2 separate regions of the Homo sapiens genome follow, and region 2 is linked to region 1. Evidence: read pairs that join two places in POLR2A ChIA-PET (ENCODE). Cell type or tissue: A673. All regions are shown on one strand. Each heading gives the region's core, and the rest is flanking DNA. Links, peaks and the distances in the headings are about the cores only. Region 1 overlaps LOC105379150 (a long non-coding RNA gene). Region 2 holds the start of LOC105379148 (a long non-coding RNA gene).

Region 1 (7,079 bases), core at 1-5,000:
ATGGAACCAACAAAGAGCCCACATAGCCAAAACAAGACTAAGCAAAAAGAAGAAATCTGGAGGCATCATATTACCTGATTTCAAACTATACTATTAAGCCATAGTCACTAAAACAGCATGGTACTGGTATAAAAATAGACACATAGACTAATGGAACAGAATAGTGAACCCAGAAATAAACCCAAATACTTACAGCCAACTGATCTTCAACAAAGCAAACAAACAACAACAACAAAAAAAAAAAAAACGGGAAAAGAAACTGTTTTCAACAAATGGTGCTGGGATAATTGGCTAGCCACAAGTAGGAGAAAGAAAGTGGATCCTCATCTCTTGACTTATACAAAAATCAACTCGAGATGAATTAAGGACTTAAATCTAAGACCTGAAACTATAAAATTCTAGAAGATGACACTGGAAAAACCCTTCTAGACATTGGCTTAGGAAACGATTTCATGACCAAGAACCCCAAAGCAAATGCAATAAAAACAAAGATAAATAGCTGGGATTTAAACTAAAGAGTGTTTGCGTGGCAAAAGGAACAGTCAGCAGAGTAAACAGACAACCCACAGAGTGAGAGAATATCTTCACAATCCGTGCAGCCTGACAAAGGACTAATATCCAGAATCTACAACAAACTCAAATCAGCAAGAAAAAAAACAATCCCATCAAAAAGTGGGCTAAGGACATGAATAGACAATTCTCAAAGAAGATACACAAATGGCCAACAAACATATGAAAAAATCTTAAATGTCACTAATGATCAGGGAAATGCAAGTCAAAACCACGACGTGATACCACCTTACTCCTGTAAGAATAGCCATAATCAAAAAATCAAAAAACAGTAGATGTTGGCATGGATGCGGTAATCAGGGAACGCTTTTACACTGGTGGTCAGAATGTAAACTAGTACAGCCACTATGGAAAACAGCATGGAGCTTCCTTAAATAACTAAAAGTAGAACTACCATTTGATCCAGCAATCCCACTCCTGGGTATCTACCAGAGGAAAAGAAGTCATTTTACGAAAAAGATGCTTGCACACACATGTTTATAGCAGCACATTTTGCGAGTGCAAAATCGTGGAACCAACCCAAATGTCCATCAATCAATGAGTGGACAAAGAAACTGTGTGTGTATATATATAATAGAATACTACTCAGCCATAAAATGGAATAAATTAACAGCATTTGCAGCCACCTGGATGAAATTGGAGACTATTATTCTAAGTGAAGTAACTCAGGAGTGGAAAACCAAACATTTAATGTTCTCACTGATATGTGGGAGCTAAGCTGCGAGCACACAGAGGTGTAAGAATGATACGATGGACTTTGGGGACTTGGGGGGAAGGGTGGGAGGGGTCGAGGGATAAAAGGCTCCAAATAGAGTGCTGTGTATACTGCTTGGGTGATGGGTGAACCAAAATCTCTCAAATCACCACTAAAGAACTTACGTAATCAAATACCACCTGTACCCCAATAACCTATGAAAAATTAAAAAAAAAAGACATTCAGGTGGCCAAGAAACATATGAAAACATGCTAAGCATCACTAATCATCAGAGAAATGCAAATCAAAACCGTGATGAGATACCATCTTGCACCAGTCAGAATGGCTATTATTAAAAAGTAAAAAACAATAACAGATGCTGGCGAGGCTGTGGAGCAAAGAGAAAGTTTATACATTGTTGGTGGGAATTTAAATTAGTCCAGTCATTGTGGAAAACGTTCTAGAGATTCTGAAAGAGCTAATACAGAGCTACCATTTGACCCAGCTATCCCATTCCTAGGTATGTACCCAAAAGGAACTAAATCATTCTACCAAAAAGACACATGTACTCATATGTTCATTGTTTCACTATTCACAATAGCAAAGACATGGAGTCAACCCAGGTGCCCATCAATGGTAGATTGGATAAAAAAAATATGGTATATATGTACCATGGCATACTACACAGTTATAAAAAAGAATAACATGTCCTTTGCAGGGATATGGTTGGAGCTGGAGGCCATACTCCTAAGCAAATTAATACAAAGACAGAAAACCAAATACCATATGTACTCACTTATAAGTGGGAGCTAATCATTGAGCACGTATGGACGTAAATATGGAAACAATATATACTGTGGACTACCAGAGGGTGGAGGGAGGGGTGTTGGCGTAAAAAACTACCTATGAGGTACTATGTTTGCTACCAGGGTGATTGGATCCGTATTCCAAACCTCAGCATCACACAGTACTCCTGTGTAACAAATATGCACATATACTCTCTGTATCTAAAATAAAAGTGGAAATTTAAAAAAATTTGCAAAGACTTGGCAGTTTAAATAATGGTAATATTCAACTTATTTAAAAAATGTTTTCAATATTAAAAGAAAAGCACACCCAAATGTTAAACTTCTATCAAGAAAATAAAGAGGTGTAATACAGTGTGAGAAGGTTACAGTGACATATGCATATGGCTAGCCACCCCTCCTCAATCTCCAGAAAATCTAAGTCCTAGATCATAATGATAGTTGAGCTGGATCAAACAGCCACTCCACCCCTAACAGACCATTGCTATGTTTTTCCAATGGTTGCTGGTACTCTCTGGTTAGGTCTCCATTTCTAAAAGTAAAACAGATGCTCATTTTCCTTAAAATGAAGGTCAAAATTGAAATTTAGGAATTTAGCTAACATTTTTGGCTACGGAGAAAGTAGGCCATTTGTTTATTTGGAATAAAGGGTAGAGTAAATATGCTTGGTTTTCTGGCGAAAGCCCACCCTAAATTATCATTGCATAGGTTGGTTGAGTAGCCAATATTCGAACAGCTGTCCAAAACCGGTTGTCTGAAAACTAGCTAAAAAGCTGCTGCTGTTTGGTAACTGTCGTAAAGTGATAACTACAAAGCATACATCAACAACTCTGTCACTCCCTTTCCTTTTACAAAGTGTATTATGTGTACAGCGCAAAATTTTATACCCTTGGTCCAGTGCTATTATGAGTTTTTGTTTGCAACAAAGCACTGAAATGTCAGGCTTAATGAGAAAGGAAAGCATCATGCAGAGTGTGAGCACTTTCACTCCTTTGGAAAAGCATCTTCCTAACCAGGCTAATCAAGTTTTGTAGTGACACCAGAAAATGCTCCACCTGTTACACTGTAGGATAATGGAAGAATCTGAAATGCATTCTTATCTTCCTCTCTCCTAGGGCACTGAATGAGCTGTAAAAGGTCAGAAGAAGCCATCCTGAAGAAACAGCTAAATAAGTCATTAAATTTCTTTATATATCATGAAATTAAACACAATAGTCACAATACACTGTATTTAATCATTCCTTTCTTTCAGAGCTATTAGCTGCTTTCTCCTCCATCAGCTCTCTGAATGATGTGCATTTTATTGAGGCAGAACAGTGTGGTGCTTGAAGCCATGGTTATGAGAGAAGTAATAAGACAGAACTTTGGCATTTGTTGCTTCAACAATGTTTTCTAAAACCTATCATAGTTTGTTATTTTACCAAGTCACAAATTTGAATTGTATTCAGAGGGTGTTAGATATGGGAAAAGAGTCACCTTGTTTTTGAGTAAGCTTTGACTACTTTTAATGTTTGCAATTCAAGCAAATTTCATTGTCCCTTACTCAAATTGAGTAGTACTTTTGAAATGTTACTGTATTATTTGATATTTTGGGAAAGCATAAAGTTTTTCAAATTAATTCCTTAAGAATATCAAAGGCAACTGGTAAGAGTCCAGTTTGCCTGAGGTTTCCCGAGACCAGTAGAACCTTCCAGTTTGGGCACCTGATACCTTAATATTCTGGGGAGAAAGTAGGACTTCATGATTTGCTTAGAACAGTTTCTCCAATGAGAGAACTACACGTAAGCTTACCAAGGACAAGGCCGTTTTCTTGATTGAAGATCTATAAAGAGTAAGCTTTCATAACTCTCTGGATACCCTATTATTAAGTGTTGTTAACCAGAGAGAAGAAAGTAGCCAGAGAGTTGTTGATGGTTACAGCTTTAAGTTTATAGAAAATGTAAAATTTCACGTACCTCAAGTTCTGCTTAGACAAACACATTTTTTGGCAGCAACACAGCCCTCAAAAATCATGGTATATTGCTTTCTACAGATATTCAAAGGAAATAATTTTCCTCTTAAACATTTCAAAACATATTTTTCCAGCTAATTTTTGGTGGTTTCCTAGGAGGTATCAACAAGTGGCAATTGGCAGAAATTACACTGTAGTTGTTAAAGAAGTAATGTTTTCAGCAGATCTTTGAAAAGCAATGTTAAGCAGCAGACCAGTTTGGGAATCCTGTCATTGCACTGTTTGGTGATGATCCAATAAAATACTGACATCCTAGATAGATACCTACAGTCTGTTCTATACTTTATTTTTCATTTTAGATTTGTGGAAGCTAAATATAGAAATGAACAACAACAGAAAGAGAAAAAAGTTAAAATGATGCTTAGCAATGGCAAGAAGATTTTGAATATATTTGATAATGACAGATCACAAGTGAAGAAAATAGGACTCTCTATCTTGGCCAACAGTTGTTAATGGTAAAATCACAATATTGTTCCTAAAAGGGCAGACTGCTAAAAAATAACCTTAGAAATTTAATATCAAGTCTTCAAGTTCATTGGCTAAGAACTTAATTTTATGAGACTATTGATATTGCAATACTTGTCTCATATATTTTTTTCTCCACCAAACCTTGATAATGGTGTCTCCCTGGGACAAGAAAAATGTCTGTATTTAAATCAGAAAATTTAAGACAACCACAAGGGCCCTGTGTAGCAATGCAAGCTAATTAGAATTGTGAATATCACTTAATGGTAACAGGTGATGCGTCTTAAATGGTTTCCCAACTCAGCCATTATTTAAAAATAGTTTCAAAGGAACATGATGAGTGATGTTACCTTTCCAGAAAGCACATGATATATTTGTTTGCTTATCTCAGGGGATTCCGTGCTCCTAATCTGTGCCTGGCACTGCAAGATGCATACTTTTTGGAGCTCACGGGACACAGAGAGCAAAGGACAAGGTTTGTACTGTTATTTCCCTTTAATGGCCCTTTGGGAGGTATATTATCCCTGTCCTTGTGGATTGTCTTTCCTCAGTGACAAGTCGGTTATGGTCAGTACACATAGCATAGGCCAAGAGCAGACACATAAATCAAATTGACATAAGTCTAATTCAAATCATAAATCAGTTTGATAAAAGCTGAATTTAAAATGTGTGAGCAGGCCAAGTTTTACTGTGATCCTTTGAAGCCGCTTAAATAGAAAGGTTTGAAATGGTGCATCATTTTGGGAAGATTTTTAGGAAAGGTTGAGAGGTATGCCACAACCTCACATAGGTCTCTGGAAAACTTAATCTTGATTAAAATAATTCCTTTATAGTTTTTTTCTTTTTAAAATTGCTTATGGCAGCAGTTACGATGACTTTTTTTTACATTGCCCTCAGGTGTGTACTCAGTATATTAGATATTATTAATAAATTCTCTTGTTCACATTATTTAAACAATTTTTATTGCTCTTATACTGCATTCTTATTTCATAGTTGTACTCTCATTTTTTCATGTCATATTTTTACCCTTATATATAATTTTGTCCAGGCAGAGGATATAATCTTTCAAATATAAGACTTTACTATCTCAAATCTTCCTGTACTCCCTAATAAATCACTTGGTGCCACCAGAATCTCTCCAATGACTAAAGGCATGTTCTTCTACTAAGGGATATAATTTCAGACTGTTACTAAAAGATACTCCTGAGAATGGTGTCCTCCTATAAATGATTAAATGCTATGTTAACATTGATTTCTTTTTTTAAAGCTTTTCAGGTTGTTTCTTAGAAGCCCATGATGTATCTGGCTTAGTAAAATTTTGTTCCTGTGGTATATGCTAACTTTTTATTTCGAGGATTACTAACACATGGCTGAATTCGATAATCCAGCTTCACTCTTTAATACTCAAATGGAGAAATTCAGTTTTTCTCACTTATATATCTTAATGTGCATATAAAGCACAGAAGCAACAATCTGTGGAAAATATTGTCATCTTTTTCAAAAACAGCAGAATATATGAGGATAGAGAAAAAGTGAGTTCTTCAAAGAAAAGTATTTATATACATTTCAAGAAACAGAGGTGTTCACATCCTGGGTGCTGTGTGTTGACTTCACTGGTAAACAGACCTCTTTCCAGGGGCTGCCAATGCCCTATCTGGGTGCAGGTGGTCATGCCAATCCCTATTTGTCCCTTCTTTTTTCTTTTTAAGGTAAAGATGTATTAGTGAGGAAGTATGTAATAACACAGAATTGTAAATGTTAGGAGACACAGAACCATGGTGGTTGTGAAAATTTGGACGAACAAGTTATCTCCTCTTAGGTCCAGGTTTCTCACATAAGATGGCAGTTGAAACACTGAGTGCTGAAATGTGAATCTATGAATTAAGTGCTAGAACTATAAAACACTAGCTATCACTGCATCTCTTTCCTTGTTCCACGGTCAATCTTCACCAGAATGATATTTTTACCACCATATCTATTTCTTTACCTCACTCACAGCTCAATGACACATTCGGTCAGACACTACAGCAGACAGTGTCACACCCACATCCCCTCAGCCCACCTGAAGTTCACCTGCAGGAAGAATGCCAATGGCTACCTGTGTCTCTGCTTGAAACATTATCTGCTTCTAGGATTACGCTCTACCCACAAATGTGCCAGACCAGCAGTACTGAAGAGTTAACAACTCTGGAGCAATCTCTTTAATGAAGAATGGGAGTTGGTGGAAATACCCCAGTTTCTTTATCCCATGCAAGATGACTCCAAGGGAGTATTCAATGCTATTTCTACTTATTCCAGTAGGAATAAGTTCTACTTGCCCACAGAGCAACAGAACATTTCTTAGCTGTTTTCCTTTCCCTCCCTTAGATCCCTATTAGCCTCATTGCACTTCCTACAATCATTTCCAAAATGAACCTCTTGCACCCAAATCCTTGTATCGAGCTCTATGTTTGAAGAAAATGTTTGTTTTGCATGTTGTGTGCTCCTCTCTGCTTCTGGGACAGCACCACTGATTTGTATTTTTAAGCCATCA
Region 2 (5,000 bases), core at 1-5,000, 51 kb before region 1:
CAGAGCTTGCAGTGAGCCGAGATCGTGCCACTGCACTCCAGCCTGGGGGACAGAGCGAGACTCCATCTCAAAAAAAAAAAAAAAAAAAGATTTCCTATGCCTTTAAATTTAGACCTGGTTAAAATTAATTATAACTAATTCTGGTAATGTCTATTGTAGCCTAAAAAATGAACAGAGTAATTTTAATTGAAGCTGCAATCTGCCTATTGTAGTTTAATATTTTTTTGTAAGCATAAATTAATAATATTTTGTGTTTCTTATTGTTCACTTACAAGTTTAATACATATTTTCAAATATTCTTTCTTAAACAGTAGCATCGTAATATTTTAAATATATGCAGTTTTTAATAAAGAAATTTCTAACACCTGCCTTAAACAGTTCTCACCTTTTCAACCCAGTCACCCATGAATTTATCTGTTCTTTGTTTTTTCTTAAAAGATGAGTGGCTAACATATCAGGACAAGATAATATTTAAAGATATTTTCAGTTAAAATAGTCAATAAATCTGTGACTCTTTAGTATATTGTTTGGCTGTACTTCTGTTGTGATGGGCATCTTGTTATACACATGTGAGTGCTTAACTTAATAAATTATAGCTGTTTATCTTAATTCAGCTCAACTGTGATGCCAATTAGGTAAAAATGATTCATTTTAACATCATGTAAATGAGGCATTTTTGCAGAGGCAATTTTTCTCCATCCATCAAGTACATATCCCCTCTCAACTACTTTGTAGGTTCTAATATGTGTTTCCCGTCATAATGGAAAATTAGTATCAGGTAGGGTGAACATTTTAGCATAATCTATCACGACTGGCTAATTTTTGTATTTTTGTAGAGACAGGCTGTCACCATGTTGGCCAGGCTGGTCTTGAAATCCTGACCTCAGGTGATCCCCCTACCTTGGCCTTCCAAAGTGCTGGCATTACAGGTGTGAACCACTGTGCTCAGCCAGGAATATTTTTTAAAGGCAGCTTAGAATTGCTTTTTTTCCCCTCTAATGATAGTCCTGCAATATCATCTTAGCTCTTGGACTATCATGTATCAGTGAGACGGTAGAATTGTCAGGTTATAAGAATCTAGATAAAAAAGTAAATAACAACAATGCCATTTTCAGTTTATTTTATTTTAATTAATATTTACAAGAATAATTATCTGGTGCCTTGGACCAGAACTCAGTTTCCTGTGCAATATATTTCGGAAATATACCATCAAAACAAGTAATAATATTGAATTGGCAGGGGTTAAAAGACAGTGCATATACTGTCATAGGAAGCTAGGAGGTTAAAGTGGCCACAGATGTTAAATATAATGTGTTTTATGACTGGACTTTTTTGAAAGCAATGGAGCACTCTTAATCTGGGCTTAGCTCTATTACTTTCAATAAAAAACTCCTAATATAAATGTGCTGGATCAATCAATATTCAATTGAAAGCAGTACTGTAGTATGCAGAACATTTTCTCTCAAATCTTTGCTTCCAATGAATCAGCACATGATAGAATGCACTATTGATCACAATTAAAAAGTTATTAAGTAGACAGTGTGAGTATATAAAAGTCTATTTAAAAATATTAATATAACCAAATATCAAAAATGCTAATATTTGAAATGGAAAGGTATATATTAGGAAGTACCTCAAAATATAGCTTACTGAAATACACAACTCTTTTTCACAGAGGGTATAATATAGAGGTGTTATCATAGGAAGAAAGAAATCTAGGATTGGTATGAAAACAATAGTTTCAAGAAAAATCATGTTAAGTGCCTATTACAGCTCAACATTGTGCTAATATTGTTCAAATTATAATTTGTAAAGGGTAGGGATAGGGACATAACAGAAAATATAATGGATTTTTCAAACAATTGTCCCTAGAGGATTGTATCAGTAACTGAGGGAAAGTAGCAGATAGCAGTGATCTCAAAATAGTTACCACATAATCCCAGCCACCTGTTATTTTGAGATTCTTGAAGTCCCTGACCTGCATTAACTTACAAAGTATAGCATGAGGTAACAGTTTGTGAAGACTTAGATTAAGGGGCTGGATGCCCAAGCAGCTAATCGATAAGTATTGTGTGACTCCTTACACATATTTCCTAATGACATGGTCAGCCTCTACAATCAAAAATTTCAAAATAAAAACCACTCTCCACCATCACCTACCTAAACAAGTGATACACACACACAGGCACAGAGGACAATTGTAGACTGTGCTTACCAACTCAGAGCCAGTCAGCTGCTGATACTCTAAAATCAGCAATACTGGTAGCTGGATTTCAGAAAATAAATAATAAATGGAGGAATACAGCTTACCAGAAAAGAGTATTTTCTTTTATGAAAAGTTTAAGCGCTTTAATATGCCTCCCCCAAAATTGCTTATTTAGGATATTGCATAAAAAATTCTAGCAAGAACAAAACCATAGACAGATTGGAAATGCCTTGCTGTTGTGAAAGCCAGGAAAAAAGTACACACATATTTTGAAAAGGAATTTGGAACTATTTTCTTGCATGTTATGTCTTTTTTAATGTGAGTAATGTGATCCAGTTATGACTGAAGAGAAAAATGTGAAATGAAAGACAATCTTGAGTTCAAACAATAGGCATGCGATAAATTCTTCAGTCTAAACATAATAAAAAAAGTGTATACTTTTATGAACAGAAAAAAATCAGATTGCCTCTCTCCAAGGTAAATGCTAATTTCATATTTAAAAGCTATACATTTGATGAAATCCTAGGTTTTTAGCCTGCTTGAGGTGTCTTTATTTGCTCCAAGTTATTGACATGGAATAAAATAAAGTATAATATGGCCTAGGATGGTCATTAGGACTTCTAATGGATCAGGAAGGATAGAAGGATATGCTGAGAATTGAGTTGATTCTTAAAGTTTAGAAATTGAATTAGAAAAAAAAATGGGAGGGAGGAGGGGAATGCAGATTTATTTTCTGAGACATTATGTATTTGTAAAATGCTTCTGTTTTAATTAACTAGATATCGAAGGCAAAAAAATCACATATGTGGTTGAAAAACAACACAATCTCACATTTCCAAAATAGTCAGTTTGTATTTTTACTTTTTGAAGTATCATACAGTCAGAAGAGAAACTAGGGGATATCTCTTTTATTTCTTTAGCTCCTTCAAAAAGACCTTTGGTCACTTTGATGGTTAAGCTGTTTGAATGCTGCAGAACCTTGACTCACCACGTTTACTGGAGGAGCCACGAATCCATGATGAGGAAGGCAAGTTGCCTTTGTAAGTCAAAGATGCTCATAAGTTATTTTCATTATAGATTAATGAGCTGTGAAGATTCAAATCTCTCGAAGAGTTGGATGTATTGTGGTCTGTGTACTATGGTGCAGATGGGAAGTTACAAGTTGTTTCAGAGCTTTAGCCATTTAGAGGAAATCAATTCAGACTATAAAAATACCATTTAAGTCTTCTTCTAAGTGGATATTTTGTGGGCATCAATGCAGAACAGTATTATTTCTTTTACAGATATTATGAATGATGAGTATTTCATACTCTGATTTATTTTGAGATTTGGGAGGATGTCAAATTAAATAATATCCATTTACAATAATTATAATAATAATCTTTCTTGTTCACCATATCCCACTTGCCATAGACCAGTCACTGTGATAAATGCCTTACACACCTTAATTTAGTGCTTTTTAGAACTCTGTGAGGCAAATGAGAAAACCAAGGCAAGAGAAGCTTAATAACTGACCAAAAGTCATACAACTGATAAGTGGGAAAGTCAGAATTCAAACCCATACCCGTTTAATGAAAACCCGAATTTTTATTCCCTCCTCCATTAACTAAATGTAATTACCTTCCCCAAATCACATGAGTGCTGTGTTAGTCAAGAAGGTTTACTGCACATAACAGCTTAATAAAAGAAAAATGTGTTGGAAGATACAGTGGGTGTTCACAGAATTTTTTAAAAAAGACCTAAAGAAACCATAGCTGTTTTTGAGGACAGGGATTAGAACAAGGATCTGGAATAAAATCAGATCTGTTTTTCTTATTTCCTATATTGCGGTAGATGCAGAAATTTTATATGTATTATTTTATGTCTTCAAAAATTCTCTGGATAAGCATCCACTATTTCTTGTCACAGCTGTGATAACTAAGGCATGGGAAGTGAATTGATTTGTCCAAGATAGGTGGCTAATCAGTTGCAGAGGAAAGACTGGCGCTCAGCTTTCTTAGGCATGTATTCTGTTTCTGCTAACTTATTGTGTTATATAAAGCCAAACTGTATCAGCATTCCTATAAGTGTTACTTTTCTTATTTAAGTAAACAGGCAGGTTAATGGAGATATTAATATACATACATATTTTTGAGACGGAGTCTCACTCTGTCACCCAGGCTGGAGTGGATATTAATATTTTTTAAGGAGAAAACCAGTTTGATATTTGAGATTCTTATATGCCTCCTATATATATATATTAAATATATGTATTTAATATTGACAATATAAAACTCAAGAACAATATATTGGCAAACAATCTATATCTTAAACGTGTTCAGCATTATGTGATAGCAGCAAATGAAAGTTTATCTTTACTAACATGGATTTCATTAATTCTCTGTAGAATAAAGATTTCACTAAAATGCCTTTCTAATACACTGACTTTGGAATACAACATTTGGTCCATAGCAGATGCACAATGAGAAAAGGCTTTTTTGATAAAAATTATTCAGTGTTCTTTTATTAGCCATACCTTTTGTAGACATGCTAATAAAGGTAAAGCTGTTGATTAATTTCTGTGATATCAAGAACATTTTTTTTGCATTTTACTGTGTAAATGATTTCAAATACGTTTCCAAATTAGATACCTTATCCACAAGATGGTGTCCTAACATTAGCAACCAACTGGTTGCGCTTGTAAATGGAATCAACTTTACTTGGAAAAAATGTTTTTCAAGTTGAAAATGCCAAGTGCCCATGCATAAACATAATTACTCCTCAGCCTGTAGTTTTGTGCAAAATGTACTTGGGA

Evidence for each region. Peaks named below come from ENCODE experiments on the same cell type or tissue, not always from the same donor. Only the 100,000 strongest peaks of a DNase experiment are listed, where the experiment ranks them.
Region 2: POLR2A ChIA-PET joins it to region 1 with 11 read pairs; 2 of 35 experiments call an interaction of 5 or more read pairs at or near these places.

Annotation. Positions count from the first base shown.
Region 1 is chr5:121,817,888-121,824,966 of GRCh38, reverse strand. It overlaps LOC105379150 (a long non-coding RNA gene), which reads left to right. Exons shown (of 3, transcript XR_001742865.2): 3 at 3,186-3,293. Among named protein-coding and RNA genes, the nearest start is that of FTMT, 30 kb to the left of the region's middle. In A673, for the core only: no CTCF peak of the experiment used is centred there; no DNase peak of the experiment used is centred there.
Region 2 is chr5:121,870,551-121,875,550 of GRCh38, reverse strand. All of the region lies in intron 3 of LOC105379149 (a long non-coding RNA gene), which reads right to left. LOC105379148 (a long non-coding RNA gene) reads left to right here and starts at 3,011. Exons shown (of 3, transcript XR_001742863.2): 1 at 3,011-3,246. In A673, for the core only: a CTCF peak has its summit at 4,838 (motif pointing right); no DNase peak of the experiment used is centred there.